Regions from separate parts of the Homo sapiens genome. Here regions 2, 3, 4 and 5 are each linked to region 1. Evidence: chromatin contacts called from ENCODE Hi-C or POLR2A ChIA-PET data. All regions are on one chromosome and are shown on one strand. Each heading gives the region's core, a stretch centred on a gene start or an enhancer-like site at or near the end of the contact. The rest is flanking DNA. Distances are from core to core; before and after follow the strand shown.

Evidence for each region. A loop is a pair of places that touch in the nucleus more often than their neighbours do. ChIA-PET counts read pairs that join two places held with the same protein, here RNA polymerase II (POLR2A). Pooled maps may share reads with other maps.
Region 2: a loop to region 1 is called in a pooled map, with 7 times the contacts of the local background. The contact joins the promoter of FUBP3 here to the promoter of TOR1A in region 1. A Hi-C loop is called at or near these places in 2 of 37 single-sample maps with no recorded cell type and 10 of 50 pooled maps. POLR2A ChIA-PET finds 5 or more read pairs at or near these places in 1 of 52 experiments (T-cell).
Region 3: a loop to region 1 is called in a pooled map, with 7 times the contacts of the local background. The contact joins the promoter of EXOSC2 here to the promoter of TOR1A in region 1. A Hi-C loop is called at or near these places in 1 of 168 maps with a recorded cell type or tissue (gastrocnemius medialis), 2 of 37 single-sample maps with no recorded cell type and 10 of 50 pooled maps. POLR2A ChIA-PET finds 5 or more read pairs at or near these places in 1 of 52 experiments (GM12878).
Region 4: a loop to region 1 is called in a pooled map, with 4 times the contacts of the local background. The contact joins the promoter of IER5L here to the promoter of TOR1A in region 1. A Hi-C loop is called at or near these places in 4 of 50 pooled maps.
Region 5: a loop to region 1 is called in a pooled map, with 4 times the contacts of the local background. The contact joins the enhancer-like site here to the promoter of TOR1A in region 1. A Hi-C loop is called at or near these places in 1 of 50 pooled maps. POLR2A ChIA-PET finds 5 or more read pairs at or near these places in 3 of 52 experiments (B cell, K562 and T-cell).

Annotation. Positions count from the first base shown.
Region 1 is chr9:129,822,724-129,825,423 of GRCh38, forward strand. TOR1A (torsin family 1 member A) reads right to left here and starts at 1,413. Exons shown (of 5, transcript NM_000113.3): 1 at 1,185-1,413; 2 at 1-123. The coding sequence starts at 1,362. RefSeq lists a silencer at 798-887 and an enhancer at 1,298-1,607.
Region 2 is chr9:130,578,292-130,580,991 of GRCh38, forward strand. FUBP3 (far upstream element binding protein 3) reads left to right here and starts at 1,286. Exons shown (of 19, transcript NM_003934.2): 1 at 1,286-1,473. The coding sequence starts at 1,390. It overlaps LOC100272217 (a long non-coding RNA gene), which reads right to left and starts at 1,203. Exons shown (of 1, transcript NR_027440.1): 1 at 1-1,203. It overlaps LOC124902286 (a long non-coding RNA gene), which reads left to right and starts at 1,549. Exons shown (of 2, transcript XR_007061818.1): 1 at 1,549-1,957; 2 at 2,368-2,700. RefSeq lists a silencer at 1,234-1,603.
Region 3 is chr9:130,692,330-130,695,029 of GRCh38, forward strand. It overlaps EXOSC2 (exosome component 2), which reads left to right and starts at 1,451. Exons shown (of 9, transcript NM_014285.7): 1 at 1,451-1,584. The coding sequence starts at 1,463. RefSeq lists an enhancer at 1,514-1,703.
Region 4 is chr9:129,176,909-129,179,608 of GRCh38, forward strand. It overlaps IER5L (immediate early response 5 like), which reads right to left and starts at 1,353. Exons shown (of 1, transcript NM_203434.3): 1 at 1-1,353. The coding sequence starts at 1,144. RefSeq lists silencers at 608-947, 1,178-1,557 and enhancers at 1,282-1,576, 1,314-2,237, 2,238-2,700.
Region 5 is chr9:129,269,583-129,272,282 of GRCh38, forward strand. No RefSeq gene overlaps it. Among named protein-coding and RNA genes, the nearest start is that of LINC02975, 11 kb to the right of the region's middle. Within about 2 kb of position 1,301, at least 6 of the 41 ENCODE cell types and tissues checked have a DNase peak (open chromatin) inside an H3K27ac peak, as active enhancers do; they include B cell, where a contact is called at or near this core.

The DNA.
Region 1 (2,700 bases), core at 163-2,662:
GCAGGGAGAGCGTGAGAGGTTTCTTGGGCTTTGGGTTGTTTATGAAACCAAACACGGCATTTAAGATGATTTTCTTTGCAAGATGCTGTCCAAAGAGGTTGTCGTCCAGATCCTTCTGCAGTGCTGGGAAAGACAAAGCCAATCAGGAGTGGGGAAGAAACAGCGGCAAAATGTAGCCACATTTACAGCCCATAAGAAAGCCAGCAAAGCCGTCTAGACGCCCTCCAAGCACCTTGCGAAACCTCAAGTACTGCGGTCTGTAAGCTCCTGGCCCAGAGGGGACGGCGGTCCAGGGAGCCCTCCCTTTGCTGGTCCTGCCTATTCTAAAGCCCTGGCCCGACTCCTTCCCGAAAAGCCCCTTGGTGCCACTGCCACTGCCACCAGTTTGCACCCCTAACCCCTGTGCTGCTCCTCCCACCCCAAGGCAGAGCCGGGAAAGGAAACAGTTTGGTCCCTCCTGGTCGGCTGCGGAAGAGTCCTCACCATCCTTCCTGTCTCCCGCTAGGCTAGAAAGGAGGCAGAACCCACTTCGGAGGGAGGTTACCACTGGTCCACCCCCAGCTTAGCGCAAAGTAGGCCAACCTGCAGCCTGGCTCCTCAGGTCTCCGACTTAAGTCTGGCACGTCTGTGGTCATGGCCGAGGAGCCAGGCCTCATCCTGCAGGCCGGCCGCTTGGCTTCCGGGGTCCGGCCCCCGCGGACTCAGCTCTGCCCAGGCCCGGCCCTCCTGGGATGTGACCCCTACCCCGGCCTGGCCCTAGTGCCATCCCCCAGCCCCAGCCCCAGCCCCAGCCCCCGCTCCTGAGCCCCAGCCCCCAAACTCCGCTCCAGCCCCAGTCCTAGCCCGGCCCTACTGCCATCCCCCAGCCTCCATCCACCATCCTCAATCCCCTAGCCCCAGCCAACCGCCCTGGTCTTAACCCAGCCCTAGTGCGATCCCCCAGCCCCACCCCCAGCCCCCGGGCCCCGCTCCATCCCCCAGCCCCAGCCCCAGCCCCAACCCGGCCCTAGTGCCATCGCCCAGCCCCAGCCCCCAGGCCCCGCTCCAGCCCTAGTCCTAGCCCGGCCCTGGTGCCATCCCCCGGCCTCCATCCTCCATTCTCCATGCCCTGGTCCTAGTTCAGCCCTAGTGCCATCGCCCAGCCCCAGCCCCAGCCCCAGCCTCCAGCCCCCGCCCCAGCCTACCCTCCCGGCTAAGGCTCCGCTTCTGCCCGCAGCACTCGGCGAAGAGGCAGTAGAGACGCGGGTAGATGTAGCCGGTGAGGACGCCGGCCAGGGCCAGTCCCAGGCTGATGGGCTCCACCGCCTGCACCACGGACGGCGCCAGCAGCAGCAGGCCCAGCACGGCCCGGCCCAGCTTCATGCCCGGACCCGCGCCACCCTGCTTGTTCTCGCGCCGACCGCGAACCGGTGCAGCCGCCAGACCCACGCTTCCGGTTCCTCCTCTCGCGGAGGCCATCTTTCTTCAGGGCAGCCCTCCTCCCGACGCCGGCGGCCGCCATCTTTGTTCGGTACAAAGCCCTGTTTTGCTTCCGGAAACTCGGTTCTGCTCCGCCCCTGTTGGCCACGTGTTTTTGTTTATGGACGTTATTTTTGCCAGGCATGGTGGCTCCTGCCTGTAATCCCAGCCCTTTGGGAGGCTGAGGCGGGCGGATCACCTGAGGTCAGGAGTTCGAGACCAGCCTGACCAACATGGTGAAACCACGTCTCTACTAAAAATATAAAATTAGCCGGGTGTGGTGGTAGGCACCTGTAGCCCTAGCTACTGGGGAGGCTGACACATGAGAATCGCTTGAACCCAGGAGGCGGAGATTGCAGTGAGCCGAGATCTCACCACTGCACTCCAGCCTGGGAGACAGAGCAAGACTGTGTCCCCTCCCCGCAAATAATAATAATAATAATAATAATAATAACGGACGTTATTTTTTAGAACAGATTTACAGAAAAATTGAGAAGATAGTAGAGAGTTCCCATGTGCCACCCATCCCTGCAATTTCCCCTATTACTAAAATCTTACATTATTAGTGTGCTACATTTGTTAAAATTAACGATGCACTGTTGTCATATTAACTAAAGTGTAGTTTATTCAGATTTCCTTCCTTTTACTTAATGCCTTTTTCTGCTGCAGGTTTCCATTCAGGATACCACATTATATTTCGTTGTCATGTCTTAGACTACTGTTAATGACAGTGTCTCAGCCTTTTATTTTTATTTTAGCTGGAGTGCAGTGGCATGATCTCAGCTCACTGCAACCTCTGCCTCCCAGGTTCAAGCGATTCTCCTGTCTCAGCCTCCTGAGCAGCTGGGATTACAGGCACACACCACCATGCCCGGCTAATTTTTGTATTTTTGGTAGAGACGGGGTTTCACCATGTTGGCCAGGATGGTCTTGATCTGACCTCATGATCTGCCCGTCTCAGCCTCCCAAAGTGCTGGGATTACAGGCGTGAGCCACCGCGCCTGGCCTCAGCTTTTTATTTTTGATGACCTTGATAGTTTTGAGGAGTACTGGCCAAATCTTTGGTGGGCTGGCCCTCTATTGGGATTTGATGTTTTTCTCAGGATTAGACAAGCGTTATGGCGTTTTGGAAGGAAGATCACAGAGGTAAAGTGCTATGCTCATCACATCCTACCAAGGAAGGGTTCTTACTGTTCAACGTTACTTACCACTGTTGGTGCTGACTTGATCACTTGACTGAAG
Region 2 (2,700 bases), core at 36-2,535, 760 kb after region 1:
AGAAAGGGTCTTGCTCTGTCACCCACGCTGTACTGCAGTGGCGTGATCATAGCTCACTGCAGCCTTGACCTCCAGGGCTCAGGTGATCCTCCCACTCCAGCCTCCCAAGTAGCTGGGACTACAGGTGTTTGCCACCACGCCCAGCTAATTATATTTTTTGTAGAGACGGGGTCTCACTATGCTGCCTAGGCTGGTCTTGAATTTCTGGGCTCAAGAGTTCTGCCTGCCTTGGCCTCCCAAACTGCTAAGATTACAGGCGTGAGCTACCGCACCCGGCCCGTATTGGATTTTATTTATTTCCTTTTCTTGGTGCTCATCCTCCTTCACAACTTCAAGATGGGCATAAGATGTTTGACAACATGGTTCTTCATTAAGTCCAACTCCTTATCATAATAGGGCTTGGGAAATATTAAACACGAGGGCAATCGTGCTAACACAAAAATGGGCGCCCCCTAAACCTTGTTACTTGTTTGCTCACTTATAAGAAGAGCCAACTCAAAGGCTCAACTGAATTCTAGCACTAAGATTCCTTCCTTGCTGTAGAAGATCTGTACCTGGTCACTTCCATTAAAGTTACATAGGCGTTCCAAGAAGCCTCCTGCAATACAGTTGTGACTCAGCCGGTATGGGAGTAATGACGGTCCTGTGGTATTTCCTGCACCCCCAGAGTCCCAGAGTTTGTTAAGGACCGTGTAAGAGGACACCACGCTGGCTTTTCAGTGGGCGCGTCTCTCCTGGGGGCATCACCAGACAACCCCAGGCGGAAGTGGCGGTGGCCCATCCTCATGCAAACTGCAGTGTAAGAACTGGGGCCCGGGACTCCTCGCAAATGTGGGACACTGACATTCTGTGATGCTGTCCCAATGCCCTTTCAAAGCGCTCAGCCCCCAAATTCCCAACCAACAGCCATTTCAGGGAGGGGCTACCCAGGACCAGGCTTTTGATGAACCACGACTGTTCGGGGTGCCGTCTTGGGAGAGCCACGTCAGTCCCTCTGAGATTCCAAACGGCCGACAGCGGACACCTCGGGACCACATCCAAGCCTCGGGGACCTGTCAAGACGCCATCGACGGTCCTGGACCAAATCCCGCCCGGGAAGGGAAGGGTCGCGACCGGACCCTGGAGACCCACGGCTGCCTGGCGATCTGAGCCCACCCCGGCGCTGCCGTCCCGCCCCCACTTCCGATCGGTCGAAGGTCACGTGCCCTGACCCCGCCCCGCAGACGCGACTCCTCCAGCTGCGAGCGTCCCGGCTTTCCCTTCCGCCGGAAGTAGGGCGACTTTCCTTTTCCGGCTACGGGTCCCCAAGCGGAGCGGGAGGCCGGACCGGGGAGCCGAGCGGCGGCGTCGGCGGCGTCGGCGGCGGCGGCGACGGCGGCGGGGGCGGTAATGGCGGAGCTGGTGCAGGGGCAGAGCGCTCCTGTGGGGATGAAGGCCGAGGGCTTCGTGGATGCCCTGCACCGGGTCCGGCAGGTACGGGCGCAGCCGGCTGGCAGGAGCACGAGATCCCGAGGCGGGGCCTGGCGGGCGGGGAAGAGGGGTTCGGGCCTGGGGGGCGGGAGGCAGCCTGAACCGACGTCTCAGCCGGGCCGGGCCGTTCCGTGGAGTTCCTACAGCCGGGAGGAGCCGGGGGGATAAGGCGCCACTGCGAGGCCCAGGCCCGGCCTGTCGGGCGGGTCTCCCAGGTGCCTGAAGTCGCTGGGAAAGGGTTTGCTTAGAGCGTCTGGCCCCATCGTGCCCCAGCGGCCAGCCTGGACCCACAGTGTAGCTAGCGCGGGGTTCTGAACCTCGCGAGGGGAGGGGTCCGGGAAGCCCACGGGGAGGATCTGGGTGTAGACATAAAGCAGCTGTCTGACGCCCAGTAGCTTGTTAAAACTTGGGGAACATCGTCTTTAGACTTTCTGTTGAGTAGAAGGAACTCGAGGGCATCTTATATGTGAGGGTGCTCTTTGGAGAGGTGAGAGAGGGAGGTGTTACATGTGTGGGGGTGGTCCCCAAGATGTAGAAATTTCTCATGGCAAGCTTGCCTCTACTGGGGAGAATGATATGGCCTCATTCCGACATTGAAACTTTACTGTCTGACAATGTCGTGCATTTAATCAAAGTTAAATTAACTGGGTTTTAGAAGGCTCCAGGCTTCCCCAGAGAGTGAATATGGGACCTGCCAAAAATACTTACTGGCTTCTGGCATGGTACTTAGAACAGAACGTGTTCTTCATTTGTATCTAAAACTTACTTACAAGTCAGCCCTAACACTTCAGCTTCCTCGGTTAAGTGTCTTATGTCCTCCTCTCTTCTTATGTAATTGTAAGCGCACTGATACTTTAAAAGTTGGGCTATAACTAATTACTGCTTGATTCCTAACAGAAAGCCACAGGAGTCATTGTATTAGAAGAAGGTCTTCACTCGGGCGCTTGAAGATATGGTCTTTACATCTCTTTCCAGTATTCCAGGGGAGGGAACCCTACCTGTTTCCCTGATAACTGACTTTTCATGTTATATATTGATGCTCCTATAGACATTATATTGGATCCCAGAACTTTCCAAACCTGTGGTTCCACCTAAAATTTTATCTGATGAATTGTTACTTTACTGCCTAGCTGCCAACCAGTACAGTAGTGAGTATCCATCTTACTTAGACTTCAGATCCACCCATGGCTGTAATGGATGAACATGCCACCCAGCTCCCCTTCCACCACT
Region 3 (2,700 bases), core at 201-2,700, 870 kb after region 1:
TTTGGGGCCTCGATTTCCTCCTCCATAAACTGGTATCCACAATGCCAACCTTGTGAACGCTGTGAGAATGCGCGGGGTAAAGGCGACGTCTCTCCCTCCCGGGAAGAACTTGGATGGTGTCAGGCCTACACTCTCGCTCCGCCTAGGGCCGCTCGCTGGGCCTGGCTCCCCGGCTGCCGGGCTACGCGAGCTCAGAGGACACCATCGCCCTCTTATGGCCGCGGCAGGACTGGACCGAGGGGCTGGGCTCTAGTGCCTTCCTCCAGGCACGGCAGAGGGCGAGGGTCTGGCAGCCCGCTTACCCAGGGCCTCGGGGCACTAGCATTCATGTCATCGACTGCCTGGCAGGGCTGGCTTTCTTAAGTGTGGTCGTGAGACTTGCTTAAGTGGAAGAAATGCTGTCGCTTTGGAGATTTATAAAACAATTGGCTCGATGGATCTTTCTTCAGGAGGCGGACTTGGTTTACCGGCTTTACTGACCACAGCTGATGCCAATGATTTCATTTAATCGTCTTTAGAGTCCCTGTGCATGGGGAGTTACCATCCCCAATTAGTTTCTTGTGAATGCAGGGCAAGGAGAGGGAGAGGGTAGTGGGGGACGGGGAGAAGGGGCGAGGGGTACCCTCCTATTAAAACGGAGCCGCAGAAAAACCCACAGAGACATCCGTCTGTTCCCCGCTGAGTCCTTAGAACAGCGCCTGGCACACAGAGAGCGCTCAACTCGCTGTGTAACTAAATGCAAGCCAAGATCTTCGCATTGTGTGTGCTCTTCCCTTCCCTACCAAATATACCTGGCTTGCAAGGTTTGACCTGTTTTCTTAGACGATTTTTAACTTGTTTCCAAAAGAAATATTGGAGTAAATTAGCTTGTTCAAAGGAGTCCTTATGAAAGGACAGAACCAAGTGAGAAGTATCTGGAGCCCGGTTTGGGGTTATAGATGATGATGTTGAGCCAGCACCCACGGGGCGGCCGCAATGTAGAATCCTGGCGCTACTGGGAACCGTGTGGAAAGGGGCTCTTCTTTCTGTTCAAATAGTGTTTTCTGTAGATCCCATCTCTCCATCCTCCTGAGCTCTCTCTTACAAAATATCGGATTTCAGCAGCTTAGAATTGGACAGAAACTCAGAGGTCCGTTTCTCAATTATCTCTAACCCTGGTAAACAATAAATGGGATGATGAGTACAAGACAGTTTTGGTAAAAAGTCACACGCCACACAACGTGAGATTTTATTATTCCACGGGTGCTTCCTTGCCAATAGTAGACATGGCAGCTCGGCTCCCTTCCCTTCGGGTTCGCCTTATTGTTGCCAATTGTAAACATGGCCTCTAGGCCGTGAGTTCTCATTGGCAGCTGCTCTGAGTCCCCGCCCTTCCCCGCCCCTCCGAACGCGGCCTGGAGTTGTGGAGTCGGATATCGCAGCTCCCGACTGAGCTGCGCCTGCGCAACTCATTGGCGCCAAGATGGCGATGGAGATGAGGCTTCCAGTGGCTCGCAAGCCTCTTAGCGAGAGACTGGGCCGCGACACTAAGAAACATCTAGTGGTGCCGGGGGATACAATCACTACGGACACAGGATTCATGCGGTACGTGGGGACTTGGGGGAGTCGAGGCTTCAGAGAGCGGCTTCAGGGCTCTCTGCACGTGGTCCAGGCCTCGTATCCCTGTGTGTGTAACTCCCCGCGGGACCCAGGGCACTTCGTCTGAGCATCCTACACACCTCGCTTCCGAGCCTCGTGCTTCTTGCTCCCTGCATCTTGTGTGTCCCCGTCTGCATTTGTCTCAGCTCCCTGAAACCCTCCACTCCTGACCTCCGGTGGCTGTGACTTTTGGGTCTTCTGCCTGAAGTCCAAATCTTTGATCCTTCCTTGTGGGAGACCTGGAAAGCTGGGGAGGGTTAGGTGCAGGCTCTTTTCCAGTTTTCAGCTCTCTGAGGGGACGGTGGGCGTTCTTGGCTGCCTCCTCTTCAGTTTAGAATCCGTAATTGTTCGATCTTAGGGCAAACAGTTACATTGTGCTGCATGCACCCATTTATACACATTTTGAATCTAAGGGGTGTAGTGCAGTGTATTGTGGTTAAGAGGGAAGGCTCTTGAGTCAGACAGTTGGGGTTCCGGTCCTGCTACCATCACATCTTATTAGCGGCATTGCCTCTCCACGGTCAGTTTCCTCATCTGTAAGATAGTGATAATAACAGTATGATACGGTAATGAGGATTAAATGAGACAATTATGTAAGAAAAGAAGTAAAACCAGCCATTATATCATCATAGATAACACTAGTGTTTCAACCTTTATTATTATTATTTTTTTACTTGTATATGTACAAGGGGCACAGCATTCATAGCATTGCCCTTTAACCTGTTAGTTTAAGGTTAGTGGATACCAGGAAATTTTTTTTTCTTTTTTGAGACGGAGTCTGTCTTAGATCAGTCGTGCGATCTCGGCTCACTGCAACCTCTGCCTCCTGGGTTCAAGTGATTCTCCTGCCTCAGCCTCCTGAGTAGCTGGGATTACAGGTGCACGCCACCATGCCTAGCTAATTTTTGGTTTTTTTTTTTTTTAGTAGAGACAGGGTTTCACTGTGTTGGCCAGGCTGGTCTCGATCCCCTGACCTCAAGTGTGATCTGCCCGCCTCGGCCTCCCAAAGTGCTGGGATTACAGGCATGAGCCACCATGCCTGGCCCCTAGGAAATCTTAAGA
Region 4 (2,700 bases), core at 103-2,602, 650 kb before region 1:
TGAGCGGCGGCGGCTGCTCCGAGGAGTCCGGCTGTCGGCTCACCAGCCCCGAGAAGCCGGAGCCAAAGATGGAGATCAAGTTTGAGATGTTGGACGCGTCCGGGGACGAGTCCGGGCAGAAGTCCTCGAAGCGGGCGCGCTTGCAGGGGGCGAACGGGGCGCCCCCGGGGGGCTCGGCCCCCAGCCCGCCCGCATCCTCCTCGTCGTCTTCCTCCTCCTCCTGGCCAGGGTAATACTTGCGCTTGCAGCCGGCGGCGGACGCCAGGCCCGGTCCCGGAGCGCCCTGGCCACAGCAGGGGCAGTGGGCGGAGGCGCAGCAGTCCTGGTGCAAGTAGCCGTTCTCCACCGTGGTCACCACGTGAGTGTCTAGGTCCAGCACGGTGGTCTGGCTGCTGCAGTGCAAGCCGAAGTCCGAAGGGGTAGGGTATGCGCCCCGGTAGAAGCCGGGGGAGGAGGCGGGGGCCGGGGAGGCGGGCGGAGAAGCGGCGGCGGCCGGAGGGGCGGCCCCTGGGGGCGCGGAGCAGGCGGCCGGGGCGCGAGGGTCCCGCGGGCAGAGCGCAGCGGGCGCGGGCGGCGGCAGCGGCAGCGGCAGCGGCGCAGGACCCGGCTGCAGAGGCTCCAAGGGCTGCCCGCGGTGGGGCGCGCCGTGCGGCGGCTGGAGCGCGGCGCACCCGGGCAGCTCCGAGAGCGCCCCCGCGCCGCCCGCGGGCGCTCCGGCCGCCGCCGCCGCCGCGCAGCCCCTGGGCGCCGGGTGCTGGTGCTGGTGCAGCTGCTGCTGGAGGTGCAGCTGGTGGAGCTGGTGGAGCTGGTGCAGCTGGTGCCGGGCGGCCGGCTCGCGCGCCTCCGCGTCCCCGCCGCCGCCAAGTTGGAGCGGGCCGAAGTCGGCCGCGCTGGCCGGCATGCCCGGCGCCGCGTACGCTAGGTGCTGGTGCTGGTGGTGGGGCGGCTGCTGCTGTTGCTGCTGCTGCTGGCGCCGGTAGAGCTCGGCGTAGCGCTCGCTCAGGTAGAGCTGGCGCGCGTTGCGGAGCACGTAGGACACCAGGAGGTTCTTGTGCAGCTTGATGCCGCCGCGCTGGGTTCGGGAGCTGTGGATCTTGCGCAGGGAGATGCTGATCAGGCTCTGGGCGTCCAGGGCGCACTCCATGCTCCCGCGGAGACGGCGGCGGAGCAGCCGCCGCCGCTGCTGCTGTTAACGCTTCTGCTGTTTCTGCCTCCAGCCGGCCGCCGGGGCGCGCCGGGCAGGGGTAACGGAGTCCGGGTCAGAGGTTCGGCTGCGCTCCGAAAGGAGCCGCCACCATGCGCCGCGCGCCACCCGCGGGCTCGCGCTCCCCAGACGGCGCCAAAGCAATGAGTCTCGGCCGGCCCCGGCCCCAGCTATTTAGCCGGGTGCCCGGGCCCCGCCCCACATGAGAAGAGCCAATAGGAGCTCTGAGAGTCTCCTGAGTGACAGGCGCAGCCCGCCCCGGGGCTACTCGGCTGGCCAATCAGACCAAGGCGGTTCCTTTGTGCTATTCAAATACCGAACGGACCCCGGGCCTCCAACGCCGCTGCTGCCTCGAATGTTCTCCTGGGGCTGCCGCGCCGCGCGGGACTCGGAGCCGCCGGGGCCGCAGTCTGCAGCATAGGTCGCCTGGCAGCGGCCACGTTGAAGCCCGCGGCTGCCCTCGCCTTAGGTCCCGGGAGCCGGGGGTCGGCTCACCTGAGTGCTGCGGCGACGGCTCCTCCCCTTTCCGCACGGCTGGGCCTCACCTGCGGCAGGTGCGCGCCGCTCATCGCTCCCCCAGCGGCGCGGCGCCTCCACCTGCGCACCTGTCGCCCCCCCGAGTGACCCGCGGGAGTCAAGGCCTCTCTACAGGAGGCTGGTGGAGCCGCCGGCTTGACACTGGGGAACATCAAAGGAGCGAGGTTTTGGGGGTACCCTCTACCGCAGAGAATGTAGGGCCTGACTCCTTGACTTTTTGGTCGAGGGGCCTCTGGGAATGCTTGCGGAAGGGAAGTCCTCCCCATTTGTCTGACAGGAAAAACCAAAACATCGTGAATTTTGACCTTCTCTGATGGAGAGAGTTCCGAGGCCAGGCATGACCCAGGGAGTGTGTGGACCTCGCGACCAGCTGAGGCTCAAAAGCGTCCTGGGAGCCGAAACGCTGAGTGCCCTAATCACCAGCTCTGTAACCTTTCCTTTCGTGCCTAACTAATAATAATGACAATAGGGACTATTATTATGGGCCTAATATGGGGCAGGCCCTTCCCAGCAACTCCCCAATGCCTCACTCTAACGTTTGTAGAGGAGGGGCCTGAGGCTCGGAGGAGTGGAGTGACTTGGGGAACCACACAGTTCCCAGGGGGCGGAGCTAGGAGCTGGGACAGGACCCTGCGCTCGAGACGGGAGGTGAATACCAAAGGCCCGGGGACTCACCGACTTAACTTCTGTTGACACAGCTTTCCTTCTTATCCTGAACCCTTCAGGTCCCAGCTGGGGACTGAGACAGTGGGAGAAGAGAGGGACAGGATTGCTGATTCCTGGGGGCGCTCTATCTGGACCAAGAGGCCTGAAGGGGGCTGGTTGCTGCTCCCAGGGGTTTCAAAGGTGCCTGGGGTGGGGGCTGCCCAGACAGCTCTGGAGGCTCTTGGAAATGGTCTGGAGGTTTGCCTGAGGAGGGTCCATGAGTGGATCCCTGAAGGATGAACGAGGTCTGCAGA
Region 5 (2,700 bases), core at 51-2,550, 550 kb before region 1:
TAAATCACTTTTTTTTTGAGACAGAGTCTTGCTCCATTGCTCAGGCTGAAGTGCAGTGGTGCAATCTCGGCTCACTGCAACCTCCACCTCCCTGGCTCAGGTGATCCTCCCACCTCCACCTACCAAGTAGCTGGGACTACAGGCGCCTGCCACCATGCCCAACTAATTTTTGTATTTATTTATTTATTTTTGAGATGGAGTTTCGCTCTCGTTGCCCAGGCTGCAGTGCAAATGGCGCGATCTTGGCTCACTGCAATCTCCGCCTCCCAGGTTCAAGTGATTCTCCTGCCTCAGCCTCCCGAGTAGCTGGGATTACAGGCATGCGCCACCACGCCTGGCTAATTTTGTATTTTTAGTAGAGACAGGGTTTCTCCATGTTGGTCAGGTTGGTCTCAAATTTCCAACATCAGGTGATCCGCCCACCTCGGCCTCCCAAATTGCTGGGATTATAGGCATGAGCCACTGCGCCTGGCCTAATTTTTGTATTTTTAGTAGAGATGGGGTCTCACCATGTTGGCCAGGCTGGTCTTGAACTCTTGGCCTCAAGTGTTCCGACTGCCTCAGCCTCCCAAATTGCTGGGATTAGAGCCATGAGCCACCATGCTGGGCCCATATCATGAAACCACTTTTGACAGCATAATTTTAATGGTGGCACAGAGTCCGTTATCATTATTTATTTACCCAGTCCCGTGTGGATATGTAGGTTGCTTCTGACATTTGCGTTTGTATGTCATGCTCCAGTGAACATCCTGGTGATCAACTGGGTGGCCCCATCTGCAGATGCACTTGTGAAACCTACCTTGGTTTCCTGCCTGAGCCTCTCCTGTATCGGTGCTTAAAAGGGTGCCCTAACTCTGCAGAAACTATCAGTAGAAATGAGTGTAGGGGGCCAGGCGCGATGGCTCACGCCTGCAATCTCAGCACTTTGGGAAGCCAAGGTTGGTGGATCACTTGAGGTCAGGAGTTCGAGACCAGCCTGGCCAATATGGTGAAACCCCGCCTCGAATAAAAATACAAAAATTAGCTGGGCTTGATGGCGCGAGCCTGTAATCCCAGCTGCTTGGGAGGCTGAGGCAGGAGAATCACCTGAACCTGGGAGGCAGAGGTTGCAATGAGCTGAGATTGCACCATTGTACTCCAGCCTGGGTAACAGAGTGAGACTCTGTGTCAAAACAAAAAAACAGAAGAGTGTAGGGGGTGAAATGTACGTTCTTGGGCTAAGTTGTGTGAAAAGCCTGGATTTTCCAGATCTGATCTCCTTTTGCCCTGTGCCCCCTTTCCTGCTGATGTCTTGGCAGTGGGGAGAGGAGGGGTGACAAAACCGAAAGTCTCTCTTTTTTTTTTTTTGTAAAGTCGTCTCTTACAGGAAAATATGTGGTCCTTTCAAAGCCCTATCCCTTGTAAGGGTGGTTTCTCTGCACTCGGGGGGGTCTCCCTCCTGTTTCCTTTTGAAGATGGTGTCTGGCTGTGTGGAGAAGCTTGCATGGGCCAGGACAGGAGTCTCTTGCCCTACTTGCCATCACTGGACCTGCTCAGGAGGGGCGGGTCTGGTCTGCCCTGGTCTCCGGGAACCGCATCCACGTTCTCTGAGGCTGACTGGACTTCGCTTTGCCCTGAAAACTTCCAATTCACAGTCAATCTTCTTCCCATATGTTGTTTTTTTCTGTGGCTGCTCTAATAAAGTCCCACAAACCCGGTGGTTGAAAACCACAGAAATGTGTTCTCTCACAGTCCCAGAGGCCAGAAGTCTGAAATCAATGTGTGGGCAGTGCCGTGCCTCCTCTGAAACCTCTAGGGGAAGGTCCTTTCTTGCCTTTCCGGCTTTAGCCCCAGACTTACAAATGCATCTCTCCACTCTCTGCCTCCAATGTCACATGGCATTTTCCTCTTCTTCTAAGAACACCACTCATATTGGATTAGGCCCCACCTAATGACCTCTTCTTAATTATATCTGCAAGGACCTTTATTTCCAAATAAGGTCACATTCACAGGTACTGGGGGTTAGGGCCGCAGCATATCTTTTTTGGGGACACACTTCAACCCATAAGACCATCCCATTCAGTTCCTGGGCTTCCTCCACTCAGCTGCAGGGGTTGGGGGTCTCTGTGAGACTGTCCTCAGCCCCTCTGCCTGGGGACTGGGGACCCTCAGTCATTTCCATCTGCTGCAGCCTGGCCACACTGGGTGCAATGTCAGGCCTAAGGTGAGCCTCGCAGACCCCTTAGGATGCATCCTGGGGACATAGGCACCAGCTCTGATGTCCTCGGATCCCCCAAACCTATCTGAATCTTTCTACTGCCCCCAGACGCCTCACGCCTGACTTTCAGCCTCCCTTCCCCTCCTCCTGCCCTGAAAGGGGCTTCCAGTCCCCGCTGCTGTCTAGCAGGGACTCTCCTTTTGTCACAGTCCCCTTCTTCCCTAGTCAGGGATGCAGATGGTATCCACACGGCTCTTCATGGGACCAAACGCTTCATGGTTTAAGTTTTATGGTAGGGAGATGCTGGGGAGAGAGAAAATGTACTGAATTAGCAACAGGGGAGACACAGCAGGAAACATTTCCACAATTCTATGCCTGTTGAAATGATTTTGATGTTGAGCCCTATTTGCCTTGACCTTTTTTCTTGTTTTTTTTTTGAGATGAAGTCTTGCTCTGTTGCCCAGGCTGGAGTGCAGTGGTGTGATCTCAGTTCACTGCAACCT